Regions from separate parts of the Homo sapiens genome. Here regions 2, 3 and 4 are each linked to region 1. A link is a contact called in ENCODE Hi-C or POLR2A ChIA-PET data. All regions are on one chromosome and are shown on one strand. The core of a region is the stretch at or near the end of the contact, and the rest is flanking DNA. Distances in the headings are between cores, read along the strand shown.

Evidence for each region. A loop is a pair of places that touch in the nucleus more often than their neighbours do. ChIA-PET counts read pairs that join two places held with the same protein, here RNA polymerase II (POLR2A). Pooled maps may share reads with other maps.
Region 2: a loop to region 1 is called in a pooled map, with 2.2 times the contacts of the local background. The contact joins two enhancer-like sites. A Hi-C loop is called at or near these places in 2 of 37 single-sample maps with no recorded cell type and 3 of 50 pooled maps.
Region 3: a pooled map shows a loop between it and region 1 (12-fold over the local background). The contact joins two enhancer-like sites. A Hi-C loop is called at or near these places in 2 of 37 single-sample maps with no recorded cell type and 2 of 50 pooled maps.
Region 4: a map of GM12878 shows a loop between it and region 1 (4-fold over the local background). The contact joins two enhancer-like sites. A Hi-C loop is called at or near these places in 2 of 168 maps with a recorded cell type or tissue (GM12878 and naive thymus-derived CD4-positive, alpha-beta T cell), 17 of 37 single-sample maps with no recorded cell type and 15 of 50 pooled maps. POLR2A ChIA-PET finds 5 or more read pairs at or near these places in 1 of 52 experiments (OCI-LY7).

What each region holds. Positions count from the first base shown.
Region 1 is chr5:157,594,758-157,599,067 of GRCh38, reverse strand. No RefSeq gene overlaps it. Among named protein-coding and RNA genes, the nearest start is that of ADAM19, 21 kb to the right of the region's middle. Within about 2 kb of position 2,452, at least 5 of the 41 ENCODE cell types and tissues checked have a DNase peak (open chromatin) inside an H3K27ac peak, as active enhancers do; they include GM12878 and OCI-LY7, where a contact is called at or near this core.
Region 2 is chr5:158,552,097-158,556,406 of GRCh38, reverse strand. No RefSeq gene overlaps it. Among named protein-coding and RNA genes, the nearest start is that of LINC02227, 140 kb to the right of the region's middle. Within about 2 kb of position 2,330, at least 7 of the 41 ENCODE cell types and tissues checked have a DNase peak (open chromatin) inside an H3K27ac peak, as active enhancers do.
Region 3 is chr5:158,429,313-158,433,622 of GRCh38, reverse strand. No RefSeq gene overlaps it. Among named protein-coding and RNA genes, the nearest start is that of LINC02227, 22 kb to the right of the region's middle. Within about 2 kb of position 2,147, at least 7 of the 41 ENCODE cell types and tissues checked have a DNase peak (open chromatin) inside an H3K27ac peak, as active enhancers do.
Region 4 is chr5:156,911,984-156,916,293 of GRCh38, reverse strand. No RefSeq gene overlaps it. Among named protein-coding and RNA genes, the nearest start is that of TIMD4, 49 kb to the left of the region's middle. RefSeq lists enhancers at 1,541-2,486, 2,487-3,686. Within about 2 kb of position 2,098, at least 7 of the 41 ENCODE cell types and tissues checked have a DNase peak (open chromatin) inside an H3K27ac peak, as active enhancers do; they include GM12878 and OCI-LY7, where a contact is called at or near this core.

The DNA.
Region 1 (4,310 bases), core at 1,203-3,702:
AAGTAGTGCTCATAAAAATGATGAATTCTAAGATATTAATGTTAAGAATTGCTTTGTATCAAAGGAGAGTAAGGACGTACCCTGTAAAGTGGAAGAATATATTTTCATATATATGACTGACCAAAGGCTTGTAGCCAGGATATTTAAAGAACTCCTGCAAACCAACAGAAAAAAACAGCTTGCCCACTTGAAAAATGGAAAACAGACTTGAACAGGCTCCTTGGGAAAGGGGATATCTAATGGCCAACAAAGAGATGACAAGATTTTCACTAATCATCTTATTCACTATCAGGAAAATGAAAGTTGAAACCAAAAGTCAGTACCAACACAAACCCACCAGATGGCTAAATTTTTTTTAAAAATGGAAAATGTCAAGTGTTATCAACCATGTGAAGAAACCAGAACTCTCTTACAAAGTTGATTGAGGTATGAATGGATACAACCATTTTCTTGGACTGTTTAACAATATCTTTTAAAGCTGATCATATACTATGACTCAGCAATGTCAGTCCTAGGTATATACCTAAAAGAAATGCAAATATATATTAACCAAAAGAATGCTCACAACAGCACTGTTTGTAATAGTCTCAGTCTAGAGACAACCCAAATATCTATAAATGGTAGAACGGATGACTAAACTGTGGTTCATTCTGATAATGGAATACTATGCAGAACAGACAATCTATAACTACATAAACGATATAGTGAAATCTCACAAACACAAAACTTAAGCAAAAGAAGCCAAGACCTTCCCATATCCCTTTCCCCCAAGTTACATACTGGATGATTCTATTTATATAAAGTAAAAAGAGGCAAAATTAATCTATATTATTAGAAGTCAGGCTAGTAGTTACCCTTGCTTAAAGGGGGATTTGTGACTAGAAGGTGGCAAAAGGGGACTTCTGGAGTGCAGGGCATGTTCTCTTTTCTTTTTCGATAATGTGGGTGTGTTCAGGCCGTGAAAATAGTTGAACTGTTTACTGTGATATGTACATCCTTTTTTTTTTTTTTGAGACGGAGTCTTGCTCTGTCACCCAGGCCGGAGGGCAGTGACACGATCTCGGCTCACTGCAACCTCCGCCTCCTGGGTTCAAGTAATTTTCCTGTCTCAGCCTCCTGAGTAGCTGGGATTACAGGTATGCACCACCACATCCGGCTAATTTTTGTATTTTTAGTACAGATGGGGTTTCGGCATGTTGGCCAGGCTGGTCTCTAACTCCTGACCTCAGGTGATCCGCCTGCCTCGGCCTCCCAAAATGCTGGGATTACAGGCGTGAGCCACCGTACCCGGTCTATGTGCACTCTTTTAGTATGTTTGTGGCACTTCAATTAGAGTTAAAAAAATAAATAACGCTTCAATGAACATCCTGATAGCTATGTTTTTGCAGAAATTCCTGTTATTTTCTTTTGACTGAATTTCTAGAAGTGGAATTGCTGAATAACATGGTTCAAACATTTGTATAGCTTTCAATGTCTCTTATCAACTCTCCAGGGGCTGCTTTTATCTCCTTGTACTTAGCACTTGACACCGTCTAACAGATGTTTGTTGAATGGGTGAATGAATGAAGGCCTTCTTTCAGGTCCTGGAATGAATAGAGGCCTTTCAAGCCTGAGAATGGTGGCTGTCTCTGCCACCTGAAACTTTCTTCCCTCTGTTCTTCATACCAACCACAAACTCTCAGCTCAAAAAACAACTCAAGAGAGCCTTACCCCACCATGCTGTCTAAAGTAGTCCTCCTTTCTCATTCTCTCTTTTAGCATCAATTGTTTACAAATATCAATGTGTAATTATTATATTTTATGTATATGTGTATTTGCTCACTTGCTTACTGTCATCTTTCCCACTAGATGCTAAGTACCGTGAAGATAGGAATGACATGTGTCTTTGTCCACTCTTATAATCCCAGCAGCTAGCACAGTGCCTAGAATGGAGGAGGCCTTTGCATGATTGAGATATTTTCAGTCACAAGTGACAGACCTCTAACTCAGACTAGCTTGAGCAAAAAAGAAAATTATTGGCTCATGTAGTTGAAAAGTTGAGGCGGCTGACTTCAGGCATGGCTAAATCCACAGGTTCAAATAATAATACTAGGACCTTGTCTCTCTCTTTCTCCATACCTCTTACCACTGTTTGACTTCATTTTTTAGACAGGTTCTTTCCTGACATGGCAGCAAGAAGACAACTCATAGCTCCAAACTTATATTGCTTACCATCTCAGACGAGAAGAAAGCAAATTTTTGATAGAGCTGTCAAGAGTCTTGGGGAAGATGCCCATTGGTCCAGCTTAGGGCCATATACCCATCACTGAGCCAAGCACAGTGGGTTTAATGATGCAGTTCTACACCCAGGCGTTGTGTTCTTGACTATTCCTGAGCAGTGGTTGGGGAGGAGAGGAAGATCCACCCACTCAGACCACAAGAGCAGATGTGAGCAAGGGCTGACTTATTTGCCTAATTCTCACTTCAACTTACCACTCAACCAGCTGCAGGAACTCGACTTTCTGAGTGTGTGCAGCCATTAACCTAAAACTAGGCAGTCGAGACCTACAGGTCTTCGAGCTGTTCTCTGGCTAAGTGGAGCCAGCTGAAATTAAGTGCTTTATTGATTGCCATTTTAAACAATAATTTCAACTTTCATTTTAGATTCAGGGGTACATGTGCAGGTTTGTTACATGGGTATATTGCATGATGCTGAGGTTTGGGATGTGAATGATCCCATTACCCGGGTAGTAAGCATGGTATCCAATAGCTTTTTTTTCAACCCTTGCCCCACCGCTTCCCCCTCTAGTAGTCCCCGTTGTCTATTGTTTCCATATTTATGTCCATATGCACTCAATGTTTAGCTCCCACTTATTTATGAGAACATGCAGTATTTGGTTTTCTGTTCCTGTGTTAATTTGCTTAGGATAATGGCCTCCAGCTGCATCCATGTTGCTGCAAAGAACATTATTTCATTCTTTTTTATAGCTGCATAGTATTTCATGGTGTATATGGACCACATTATCTTTATCCAATTTACCACTGGTGGGCACCTAGGTTAGTTGATTCCATGTCTTTGCTATTGTGAATAGCACCGCAATGAACATGTGAGTGTATGTGTCTTTTTGGTAGAATGATTTATTTTCTTTTGGATATATACCCAGTAATGGAATTGCTGGGTTGATGGTAGTTCTATTTAAGTCCTTTGAGAAATCTCCAAACTGCTTTCCACGGTGGCTGAGCTAATTTACATTCCCACCAGCAATGTATAAGCATTCCGTTTTCTCCACAGCCTTGCCAGCATCTGTTGTTTTCTGACTTTTTAATAATAGCCATTCTGACTAGAGTGTGGTATCTCATCGTAGTTTTGATTTGCATTTCTCTGATGATTAGGGATGTTGAGCTGATTGCCATTTTCAATTGGGTAGTATATTGCTGGGTTTTTCCTGAATGCTTTTGCCTCTGCAGTTTATTTAGGGGTTTAGGTGGAGATCTGTCCTTTGTAACAAACATAGGGGTGGAGTTCATATATAAGATTTTTTCCTTTCACAATCCTTATTCTAAATGGGTCTGTTTATACAAGTTTCTTGATCTGTTTAAAGATCACACCCCCACTCTTCCCGTTTTATCCACATCCTTCTCCTGCTTCAACCAGATCAACCCAAAGTTGACTGAGCTAAGTGAAAAACAGGAATTTTCATATTGGTATGCAGGGGTATATCAGATACATAAACTTGCTGGCAGCCTTAGTATTCACAGCCTTGCAGACTCACCACTTCAGACTTTTAATCTGGTTCCCTTTTCAGGATTTGTCCATGACCTTGAGGAAGTCAATTTCCTCTTTCTGGACCTTAGTAGCCCTAGCTATAAAATGAAATGGTGACCCTATCTGCAGGGCAAGATGGTTTCTAAAGTATCCCCTAGGTTTCTGATTCTGGAATTACCTCCTCCTCTCCTTAGCAATCTGGTGATGAGAGGGTCACCTTTAAGTGTGGATTCCAAACTTTGAGGTGGCTGCAAAACAGTTACATGATATGTGGGTCCCAATGCAAAACGAAAATGTGAGACCCTCTTCTCCAAAAATTATTAAGAATTGCAAAATGGCAATACCAGAGCATTAAATCAAGTGTGAGGCTCTCCTGAGAATGATGCCCTGTGCAACTGCCTGGGTTGTACTTCTGGGAAGCCAGCCCTGGGTGCCTGAGCTGATCAGATGTGATACAGAGATAGGTGTTAACCAGCTGCACTCATGTTCCTCCTCCAAATTCTGCATTGTGTTTCCACCATGTTTTGCAGGGATATCAAAATCAAATGCCAGCAAAATAAATGAG
Region 2 (4,310 bases), core at 1,081-3,580, 960 kb before region 1:
GCTGCTGTCAGATTTGGTTCCTGGTGAGAGTCTGCTTTCCGGCTGTAGATACCTGCGTTCCAGCTGTGTGCTCACATGGTCTTTCTTCAGTGCATGCACATCGGGGAGAGAGATCTCTGTCTTCCTCTTCCTATAAGAGCACTGATCCTTGCATGAAAGTCCCACCATAATGACTTAATGTTAACCATCTTACTTCCCAAAGGCTCCACTTCCAAGTACAATCATATTGGGGGTTAGGTCTTCAATATATAAATTTGGCAGGGGACATAAACATTCAGCCCATACAGTTAACATCTAGGAAGTGTTCATAAGTGTAGCCTTTACTCTCTTTATTTCTGAGAAGCCTAGGGTGTTTATTCCTTTACTTATTCATTCATCACTTACTTAGCTTCTATTATGTTCCAGGCAGCATAACTATGCTCATTTTCTATTACTGTATAACAAACTACCCTCGAAATTTAATAACTTAAAACAACAGACATTTATTATCCCACAATTCCTATGGGTCATGAATTCAAGGAATTAGCTGGATGGTTTTGCCTTAGGATCCCTAAAGAGGTTGCCATTAATATGTGGACTCTGGCTGCAGTCATCTGAAAGCTTGACTGGGGCTGATGGAACTACTTCCAAGATGGTTCATTCACATGGCTATTGGCAAAAGATCTTAGCTTCTTGCCAAATGGGGCTCTCTATACAGTGTCAGTATGAATTAACCACTGGTTTCCCCTAAAGCAAGGAGAGAGAGAGACAGAGAGAGAGAGAGAGAGAGAGAGAGAGAGAGAGAAAACCTAGTCTCCAAGCTCCTATTTTATTTGTCCATCACTGAGACAAGTTTGCACCCAGGGGAAGGTATACATAAAAGCATGAATGCCAGGAGGTGGAATCCTTGGAGGGCATTTTGAAGACTGGCTGACACAGTGCCTTAGTAAGAGTTTTGGGGATATAGCCATGAGCTAAAGGGCCATCTAACTTATAGTCTAAGAGGAGAGACAGACATATATAAAATCATTATGTACCTAAATACATACCAACCAACTAGGCTAAGACAATGAAGAAAAGGTACAGTATGTATGAGAGACATTTAGCAGGAGACCTTAGGAGGAAGTGGAAGGGACAGGGATGCATTTGTGAGGAAGTTACATTTCAGTTGAAACTCAAAGCATGAGTGGTAGTTAACATTAGTTAAAATTATGGTGGTTGCCTCAACATGTTAAACATAGTTTCCTTATCACCTAGCAGTTCTATCTTTAGGTATAAACCCAAGATAAATAAACACATACATCCATACAAAAGCTTGTACATGAATGCCCATAGCGGCATTGTTCATAATAGTCAAAAAATGAAAGTAACTCAAATGTCCATCAACTTGTGAATGGATAAACTAAATGTGGTATATCCATACAATAGGATATTACGTGATGACTAAGAAAAAAACACTGATCCACGGTACAACATGGATGAACCTTGAAAACATTATGATAAGTAAAAGAAGTCATAAACAAAATACGACATATTGGATAATCCTATTTGTTTGAATGTCTGCAATAGGAGACAGAAGAGAGATGCAAAGTAGATTAATGATTTCCTAGGGTTGAGGGAAAATGGAAAGTGAAAGCTTATAGGTAAAAGGGTTTTTTAAAGGGTGATAAAAACGTTTTGAAATAGATGTAATGATGCTTGCACCACTCTATGAATATGCTTGAAACCACTGAATAGTCCACTTTAAGTGGGTGAATTGTGTGTATGTGAATTTTTTTCTTAATAATGAGGTTATAAAAGAGGATGGCTGGAAAAGCTTTGCAGCAGAAGGAACAACTTGAAGTGGAAGAGAATATGGTGTGCAGGAGAAATGGAAAGAAAGTCAATGTGTCTGCAGCACAGAGTAGAGGAGAGAAGTAGTGTTACATGAGGTGGAAACCAGACCCTGCAGGCTTTAGTGACCCAATCAAGGAAGCTGCTCTTAATCGTGAGGGCTATGAGAAGCCACTGAAGGTTTTTAAGCATGAATTTGCCAGATCATATTTGAGGTTTTCAAATTTAATATCATAAATGCCCTATAAAATAAAGCTAATATTTATATCATGAGGTGATTAACGGAGCAGGCAGAATAGTGAAAATCGTATTTTTTATCATTTTCCCTAGAGGAGTGCAGACACTGGAGTTTTGAGATTGTGCTTGAACCGTTAATCGTTAGAAGCAGCATACTTGGTTCACATGCTTTTCATCCACCCTCTGGTGTCCTACATGACTTCATATTGCTCAATGAGGGGACAGGCTAGATGTGGCCACCCTCAGGTGCTGGCCCCATGTTCTCATGTTGCACAGTTTTTGGGATTCTGGGCTTCACCGAGCTCTTTATCCTTGTCCAGATGGCAGAGCAGAGGAAATATCTGGTAAAATGTTAATTCCACCTCATTTAATGCAGCTTACATAGGTGTGGTGTAGTCGAGGCCTCTACAGGAAAAGCTGATTTCAAGTTCTGGCACAAGGATTAGCTGATTCACAAAAGATGTGAGTCTCCGTTTCTTCCCTGCACATCTGTCCTGTCTGCTTTTAATTTGGAAGCACCAGTTTTAATTTAGCGGCAGGACTGTAAACTCCATTTCTGTGAATACAGAATGACATACTTTGTGGAACGGGGGCCTCTGGCCAAGATCTGACTCCTAAGTAATTGATGGCTAGTGACTGGCTGAGAAATGCTCAAATGCAAACACTTCCCATGGCAAAAACCCTGTCGTATCAGCTGGATTACAAACGAGCCTTGCTGGGCTGCTGCCCATTGAAATATAGGCCATGTCTTTAACCACAGTCTCCAAAACCTGGAGGGAGCCTCCAGTTCATTCTAAACATCGATGATCTTTCCAGTCCACAGGTTTCCTTTGTCCTCAGACTTTGTCTGGAGCCTGTGGCCCAATGCACAGATTTCTTCATATTTGGAAGCCAACCATATCGGGAAGGAGGCTTCAGCATTAAGGGTTGTTTTGTTCTGGTGAAAAGGACACTCTTTTCATCACATTTAAAAACCAATTTTTTAAAATCTCACTCATATCCAATATTTTGTGTGTGTGAGAGAGAAAACACAGGCCTAAAGTTACATCACCCTTGTGGTTTGAGAAATCTTTTTCACAATATGTAGACTGTTTTTGGGGCTGGGATTTTTGGAGAAGGGGGAAAAATAGTGGGGCAAGAAGGACAGAGATATGAGACAGAAAATTAAGTCTTTCTGTAAACAAGAAAGAATGGATAAGCAAAGGGAATAAAATGGACAAAACTTCCATGAGTCTGACATCTTCTAGATACAGAGATAGCCGATACAAAATCCCATGATGCCTTTAAAAAATTAATTTAAGTCCACCAGTCTTACATCACCATTGAATCCCTATCACCTGTCATGGTGCCTAGCATATAGTAAGTTTTGATACATATTTTTAAATACATGAATGAGGAAATAAGTAATTATTGCATGCTTACCGTATGCCCAGCACTGCTGTACTCAAAGGGCATGGGAAACATAACTAATGCCACAGGGAAACTTATGGGGAGTCCAGTGTAGAATAATGGTAGGAGGCACAGAGCCCGGAGTTAGCTAGTCCTGGATCTGGGTTTGAGCCCTGCCTCTAACACTTACCAGCTGTGTGGCCTGGGGGAAAATTATTTAAGCTAATTGTTAGTTTCCTTTAATTGGAATGTGGACAATAATAGGACCTATTTCATGTGGTTGTTGGGAGGATTACTTGTGGTAAAGGTGTAAGGTGCTTGTGCTAGAACATGGGAAATACTCAGTAATGGTAACTATTATATAATTTGGAAATGGTACATGGCCGCCTTATGCAATAGTTCTTGCTGTGAGTCTCTCCAAAATGTCCTTGAACTCCCACCTTCGTTTTACATACAATTGCTTGCCAATTCCTTTCTCAAGACATAGTGAGGCCAACATTATTCACTCCCGTTGGTCTTGCTTAAGTGTGCAGAGTCCTTTTGTCTTGGAACTAATGTGGATTTTGTAAAAAATCATTTCTCCATGGAGGACAGTGGCACTCAGCTCCAGTACTAACAAGAGAACATCCCAGATGGTTTGCAAAGTATTTTAGTTTTTGCCAAACATGTTTCCTGCTAATTTGAAATTCCCTCTGTGTTTTTAAGTGAAATGTAATCCACGTGTTCCTGGTCAAGTAACTACTGGGGAAGGAAGTGGGAAAGAATCAGGGAGAATCCCAACATCAGCTCTTAAAGAGATGGCAGCATCTGAGGTGTGTGTGCTGCATGTGTTCTAAGGGATCTCTGTACAAGGAAGAGAGGGCATGAGCCCT
Region 3 (4,310 bases), core at 898-3,397, 830 kb before region 1:
CACGATTGAACTTTAAAAGAAAGAATACATCTATGAGTACAGTGCGTAGCACATATTATATTCTCAGTAAATTGCAGCCAGGTTATCATTACAGATGTTCTCTGTCCTATAAGCAAAATAACTGATCAGAGACCACATCAGGATAGCATTATCCACCAGCTAAGAGGTCTCACATTATTCTTGCATCCTCTTTCTTTTTCTAAAAATTTAATATTGAGTTCAGACTATTGGGGAGAGCACAACTGCATTCTGTTTCAGGTTTGAATGTGAAGACCATACAAGTGCAGTAGAAAGGGTTTTGGAGAAATTTAACAGACTTGCATTCCAGTGCTGACACCATTTACTTTCACTTCTGGGTCTCAACCTCTGAAATTAATATTGGAGGTTAAGACTATACTAGATTATACGTAAAGATCCCTCCAGCCATTCTCCCTTAGGATTCTAATTCCTTAAACCAGTACTTAACAAGGAGTACCTCATGTGAGATTATTGGGTCGCTTGTGAAAAAATGGGTATTCCTGGATTCCCACCTAGGTTTACAGGAATCAGAATCTTTAAGCCCCTAGTGGGAGCAAGGGCTTAAGGCCAGGAACAGACAGACAGACAGACAGACAGACACACACACACACACACACACACACACACACACACAGATGGAATTTCGCTCTTGTTGCCCAGGCTGGAGTGCAATGGCGCCATCTCGGCTCACCGCAACCTCTGCCTCCCCAGTTCAAGTGATTCTCCTGCTTCAGCCTCCCGAGTAGCTGGGATTACAGGCATGCACCATCATGCCCAGCTAATTTTTGTATTTTTTAGTAGAGATGGGGTTTCTCCATGTTGGTCAGGCTGGTCTTGAACTCCCGACCTCAGGTGATCCACCTGCCTTGGCCTCCCAGAGTGCTGGGATACAGCCACCACGCCTGGCCCAGGAACATATATTTTAGTGACCTTCTCAGAGATACACTGCCTGAACTGCAGAGGAGACAGACTTTGAGGTAGTGATGGAAACAAGAGAACGGAAATGGTAAGTAAGAGGGAAGTCCATTCCTGCTCAGGTACATCACTGTGAATTGAACCTCATGTAGAACATGCTGGGCACTTAACCCATTAAGATTGCTGAAGATGCCAAGAAGAAATATTTATAGGCACTTTTTAACATAGTCTATAAAAGAGGAGGTTGATTCAAACATAAATTACCTACCACATCATTCTTTAACCTCTAAATCCTTCTCTAATGACTTGAAAGGCAGCTTATTAAAGCAAAGTGCATGTTTAAGTACTAGATATACACTGGTTAGTTTGCAAACATCTAGAGAAACAGAAGTTACTAAAACTGGCAGGTTTGCTAATTAAAAAAAACAGCAAAAAAAGAAATGTTAAGAAATTTTCAGTCTGGGCAAAATGGCTTAAATATTGTGGGATGTGATTTTCTCTCTTTATCTCAGATCTACCTTCTCCTGAGTTGGCTCCATTTTCTGGATAAATCTTCCCATGTAATAGCAAGATGGCAGCCAGGAACCCCAAGGATACATCATATCCTGTCACAATCCCAGAGCAACTTGGGAAGACCAGGTGTCTCTATTCAGGCTGTTTTAGGATCTTGGAGTAAGCTCTCATTGGACTAGCTTGAGTCATGTCGTTGCCACTAAGCCAATCATAGTGGCCTGAGGATTGTCCTATGGTGATTGGCAGCTTATGTCACATGGCTACTCCTAGAACTGGGGTGTAGGGTTCACCACACTCAAAACACAGAGTGAGAATTGGTTTCTGTACACAAAAACAGGGTGATGTTACTAGGAAAAGTAACATATGGTGGTCAGGCAAATCAACAGATGTCCATTGCAACATCTTAAAGTAGCAAATATCTTTTATGGGCTGAGTACACATTGTTTTTTAACTGTGTGGTAAATTATGCCTCACCCAGTATATTTTCTTACTTGCTTTTTTTTCTGTGTGTATGATCCTTTATGCATTTGTCACACAGACACACACACACACACACACACACACACACACATACTGTCTTAACAGCCAGGGGAAATTAGATGACATTTAGTGATGGAAAAAATGAGCAGAGTTTTGATCATTGTTTAATTTAGCAAAAGAACAGCTCCACCTAAGATTCTTCCTGCCTATTGCCAACAGTGACAAAGTAGCTGGAGATATTGCAAATGTGCTTCTGAGACCTTCTGCAGCTGTTGCAGAAGTGGGACTGAAACCAAGCTCAGGGAGGGTAATCACCAGGAAAACATTTTCTATGTCTCTTTAGAATTCCTCCAAGAGAAATCTTTGGGTTTGTTCACCTCTGAATTCCCATTACCCAACATAATGGTTAGCACATAATGGATACTCAATAAATAGTTATTGAATGAATGCATGAATTAATCAATGAATGCTTTCATTTTTAGAACTGGGTTTTAGTCAGAAACAGATTTTCAAAATTACTTAATTTGTGGAGCTATTTTATGAAACAGTATGGTCATTTCTAAAACATAAAAATGTTTTTAGAAATATACATTCATTTCTGCCCCCTCTTCATCATTTACAAAGGAATAAACCCAATTTTGGTATTTAACAGAACAAAATGGCCAGGAAATGGTAGAATATTTTTATTCACAGCCTGAATTGTATAGGATTTCCAGATGCTCAAAAGCCTGGCGCTATTCAATGTTTCCTACAGTGTAGGAGGGCAAAGGCAATGAAATACAAAACTCAAGTGCGAGAGTTACTTTGACTTTAATTAGTTATACATTCTATACAGAATTGGTTTAAAATTTGCCTAACAATTAAAACCTCTCAAGAAAGATATACAGAAAATAGAATGGAATTAAATTTCAGAACATTCTATCAGTTTTCAGATACAGAGTATCAACAGCTGCATCTATATGTCTATATCAGAATTCTAGATGGAGGAAACTGAACTGAAAAAATATCAAACACCATCTCCAACCAGGGAGTATCCAATTGCATCAGAGTTGGAAAGGGTGAATCACAAAATATCTAAACTCTTCTCAAAATTATTTAATTTTGTTTTTGTTTTAAAAAGGAGGCCTAGGCCATGAGCCACTAAGTTATGAAACCAAACTAAGAATGACAGGTGTCCTAGTTATTTATAGCTGTATAACAAACTACCCCAAAACTGACTGGCATAAAGCAACCACTATTTTACTGTGCTTGCAAATATCGTGGGTCAGGAATTCAGGCCAGACATGGTGGAGATGATTTATCTCTGTTTTGTAATGTCCAGGACCTCAGCAGGCTGGGATAATTCAGCTGAGGGTCACTAAAATAACTTAGGGCTGAAATCATCTGGAAGCTTCCTCATTCACATGTCAAGGCCTAGGCTGGCATGACGTGAAGGCTGACCTTCAGCTAGGACTGATGCCCAGAGACCCTACACATGACCTCTCTGTGTATCTTGGGCTTCCTCACAGCATGGTGGCTTCAAGGTAATCAGACTTCTTACATGTTGACCAGGACTGGGTCATGTGCCCTTGCTGAACTAATCACAGACAAGGGGAATGAGATTATTAGTAACCCAATCAGGCCCACTTCTGGGGCTGGAGATGGGGTCAAGTTTTTCAAGGCACAAGTCTTCATGGGGGAGAGGTTGATACCTGAACAAAGTCAGGGTTCCTCTAAGAAAAAGGAAGGAGGAATGGATGGTGGGTAGTATCAACAGTGTCTGCTACCCTCTTCTCTGGTCTGCTGAAATGATTCCAACTGTTTTCTGTTTGCTTCATGTGATGGTAATTTCCTTATTTTATTTCCCTCTAAGATCTGAGGAATGTGGCTTTCTAAGACGGTAAAACTCATCTCAGACACGAAGTAAACTATTAATCACTGGGATGAAACGTTTTGGAGAAGGTGAATACTATTTGTTTAAGAGAACCAGACAAGCCAGTGCAAGTATTTCTCAAAGTTTATTCTGTAGACAATTAATTGTGTGTGCGTGTGTGTGGGTGTATGTGTGTGTGTGTAGGGGAGGAGGTAGATGAAGTGGGAGAGAAGGTTCCATTGTTTAAAAAAAAAGTCTAAAAATGCTGCATACTTTTTCCTGTTTTCTAGAGTCACAGTGTGAATGAGCATATTTAAAGCCTGGAGAAGTCCTGCAGCAAAACAATCTGTTGTTTAAGCCAGTGTCCCCAGCCTCTTTTAGCTTGGAGCACTTCTGAGCATATCTATTAAAACCCTGCAGAGCATGTATGCTATCACTTCTTGAGACATACTGATAATATCCTCTCTTGACTTATGACATAAGAATTTTTTTTTTGAGACGGAGTCTCGATCTGTCACCCAGGCTGGGGTGC
Region 4 (4,310 bases), core at 849-3,348, 680 kb after region 1:
GGGCTGTGTGGTGGTGGGCTTGGCCAGACAGAGGGTCAGGAGCTTCCAGTACCAGGGGCAAAGGTCCTGCTGCTTCATCTCCTTTAAGCTGATAGCACTTTCTGGCTGGATTCCTGCAGTATCTTCCTAATTATAATCTCTGACTTTACTCCTTTTCCTGTCTGTTCTCCATGCTGTGGCAGAGATACCCTCTTTCAATACAGGTATGGGTCTCCTGTCTCCTGTCTTCCAGCCCTTTTCATCCTTGGCCCCTAGACCTACCTAGAAGCAGCACACTTAGCTCTGCCTGGGGCAGAGGTGGCAAACTCTGATGAATTTAGAGGCCAGGCAGCTGATACAGTTGAGGGAGTCAAAGGGAGATGACATGGCCCATGATAAATCGGAGTGTATGTCCACTTAAGGGCATTAAAATTTAAAATTAGTTAAAATGATTTCCTGGGCAAGCAAAACATGGCTGTGGGCTAAAACAAGGTAGCCAGTTTGAGACTGGGGATAAAGGGTGGATTTTAGTAAAAGATGAATTAAAATAAATATATAATTCTTATACTGAGACTCCTTGATCAGAGGAGGCTGTGGATGTAGTTGCTCCTCTCATTCCCTCTTTGTGTAATCAGGATGAATTGTTAGCATCTATAAATAACTTTTTGGTATCTATTGTATGTGGGGCCCAGGAGAGAGAATTGCTTCTTTTAAGGAGCTTCACTTCTGAATGAGACAAAACACACATGGGAAATGCAATAGAATAGGCCGGGTGCAGTGGCTCACACCTGTAATCCCAGCACTTTGGGAGGCCGAGGTGGCACATCACTTGAGGCCAGGAGTTTGAGACCAGCCTGGCCAACATGGCGAAACCCTGTCTCTACCCAAAATACAAAAATTAGCTAAGCTTGGTGGCAGGTGCCTGTAATTCCAGCTACTCGGGAGGCTGAGGCAGGAAAATCGGTTGAACCTGGGAGGAGGAGGTTGCAGTGAGCCGAGATCGCACCATTGCACTCCAGCCTGGGAAACGGATTAAGACTGTGTCTGTCTCAAAAAACAAACAAACAAACAAAAAGGTAATGCAATCGAATGGAATCAATGTTGTTTTTCCATTTCCATAAGGAAGGAATGTGATGCAGTATGTGCTTCTTACAGCTAATGATTATATGGTGGATCCACAATCAAACCTCACAATTTAAAGCAGGAGTTTCCAATCTTTTGGCTTCCCTGGGCCACACTGGAAGTAAAGGAATTATCTTGGGCCACACATAAAATACGCGAACACTAATTATAACTAATAAGCTAAAAAAATCGCAAAAAAAATCTCATAATGTTTAAGAAAGTTTACCAATTTGTATTGGGCCACATTCAAAGCCATCCTGGGCCGCATGCAAGCTCAATTTAAAGCAACCTAATTCCTCACCATGGCCTTTCTAGGCTAAACACAGGAGATACTATCAATTTGTAATGAGCACCTATTATATTCTGGGTACTCTATTAACTGTTTCAAGGCAATTATCTCATTGACTCCTGACAGCAGCTCAATAAAGCGGGTATATTATTTTGGCTTTGGAGCTAAGAAAACAGAAGCACAGGCAGGTGAAGGAACTTGCTCAAGGTCACGTCGTCCAATCTCCTGTAGCAGAGCCAGGTTTTGAACCAGGCTTGAAGGACTCCACACTCTAACCACTACCCTGTACTTCACAGTGAGGGCTCCAATTCCAGACTTCATGCATATGGCTCTGTAACACTGACCTGCATTGGACTCAAATGGATTTCAGTGTCCTCTGATCCACAGCAACCTGAGTATATCAATGGCTTTCCAGTTACAACCCCATTATAGCTCAATCTTCCCTTGTCCCCATATTATTTACTCAGAATCTGATTTGCATTTGCAGAGGAAGCTGTAAAGGGAGAACCTGGCAGGAAACTTAATGAAGCCAGGTGGGACACATTTAAATGGGAATGTGTTGAACTAACTCATGAAGAGCTAAAGCCAGCTGTCAGCAGGCTTAATGAAAGGTTAACAGGAATCCAGCAATGGGTGGCTGGGGAGACTCTTTGTCTCTCTAAAGAAAACAGGAAGTTGAGAAGTGGGCTCCCTGGGTGGAGGTGAGAGCAGAAGGAGGAAGCCACTCAAAACCGAAAGACTGGGTCTGGAAATAGAGCTTCATTTAGATTTGTAAATATGTTACAGCCTTAAAAAAAAAAAGCACTGTGAGTTCTCAGCTCTCTGAGCATCAAAGGACAGTGAAGGGAAGTGTTCCCGAATAAGATGAATGCTAATGCTATCCAGAGGGAGTTTGGGGAGCACTGGAAATGGCTGCTCGCAAAACAGAAGGTGGATTTGCTGCTTGTGCTGAAAAGGTGCTATTGTGCGGTTATATGCATTATCCATACTGTATGTGAAATAATGGGGTGGGAGCACAGCAAAGACTCGCACACATCTGTCAGTTTCACTCCCATTTTCAGCCAAGGAAACTGAGGCTCAGAAAGGGGGCATGAGTTGCCCAGGTCCCACAGTTAACCAGTGCTAGAGCAAAGCACTAAACTGTGTTTTCTAGACTTGTCTCTGTGGCTAAGATTCTGGAGTTTTCACAGAATCTGCCCTGTTATTGCCCTTCTGGAGTCATGTAATTAAGTTCTTGTTGGTGTGGCCATGCAATTCAGCGTTCCTTTTCCGTAAGCCATCTATCTTAGCACACCCCTGGCTTTATAGTGGGCTGCTGCCCCCAGGAAGAGGAATCAGAATGCAAAAAGCGCACAGCTTGGCTGCTCTGCTGCTCTCCTAGCAGCACCATAACTATGGTGACCAACTTGTCTCAATTTGCTCTGGGCTTTCTTGGTTTTAAAACTCAAAGTCCCACATGCCAGGAACCCCTCAGTCCTGGGCAAACTGGTGTAATCACCCAATAGGTTCTTCCTGTGCCATCTGCACAGACAAAACCAGTTCATTGAGAACACGGCATTGCAGTAGAGAAAAAGTTTAATGGACATGACGCCAGCCACATGGGAAATAGAGTTATTATACAAATCAATCTCCCCAAAGGCTTGAAGGTTAGGGTTTTTATGGACAGTTTGGAGAGCAGGGGTCTAGGGAAAGGGTGCTGCTGATAAATTGGGGATGAAATCATAGGGGTGTGGAACACTTCTTTGTGTGCTGAGTCCAACTCTGGGTGGGGCCACAGGACCGGGTGAATCATGAGTCACAAGGCCGGGTGGGATCTGTTGAAAAAATATTTCAAAAAACCAATCTTAGTTTCTACAGTAGTGATGTTACCTAGATGAGCAACTGGGGAAGTCGCAAACCTTGTGATCTCTGGCCATATGACTCCTGAGCAATAAGGGATTGTGGAAACTATGGGGTCAAAATATGTCAGTTATGCAAAATGGGGTCGACTGTGTCAGATTTCTCTCATCGTTATAATTTTGCAAAGATGGCTTCTCTTGGATGGTTGGTCAACCTAAGTCTATAAACTAGAGATCAAAAACAACCATCCTCTCAGTTCTCTCACTCACAGCCCCTGCTCTTGACTTTATTGCAGTGATCACTTTTCCTGTGACTTTGCAGTTGAACCCAAATGGAATTTAGTTTGTTCAGATCCGCTGTTAGAATAGACTACTACTAGATCTACATTTTATATCTAGACCCTTGCTATTCGAAGTGTGAGATTCAGACCAGCAGTTTTGTCATCACCTGGGAGCATATTAGAAATGCAGAATCCCAGGCCCTACCATAGATCCTATGAATCAGAATTCACCTTGTAACATCTAGGATCTCTAGGTCACTCATGTGCACATTAAAGTTTGAGAAGTCCTGGTCTAAAGCATTGATTTTCAAACTCAGCTGCACACTGGAATCACATGGAGAAACTTAAAAAATACTGATGCCTGATCCATAGATCAAAACATCACCTTGTACCCCATAAATATACACAATTATTGTCAATTAAAAATAAATTTAGGCAAGATGCTGTGGCCCACGCCTGTAATCCCAGCACTTTGGGAGGCCGAGGAGGGTGGATCACCTGAGGTCAGGAATTCGAGACCAGCCTGGCCAACATGGTGAAACCCCACCTCTACTAAAAATACAAAAATTAGCTATGCATGGTGGTAGGCGCCTGCAATCCCAGGTACTCGGGAGGCTGAGGCAGGAAAATCACTTGAAGCTGGGATGTGGAGGTTGCAGTGAGCCAGGATCACGCCATTGCACTCCAGCCTGGGTGACAAGAGCGAAACTCCATCTCAAAAAGTAAAATAATAAAATAAATAAATAATTAAAACATTTTTAAAAATACTGATGCCTGGCTCCCATCTGAGGTCCTGATTTG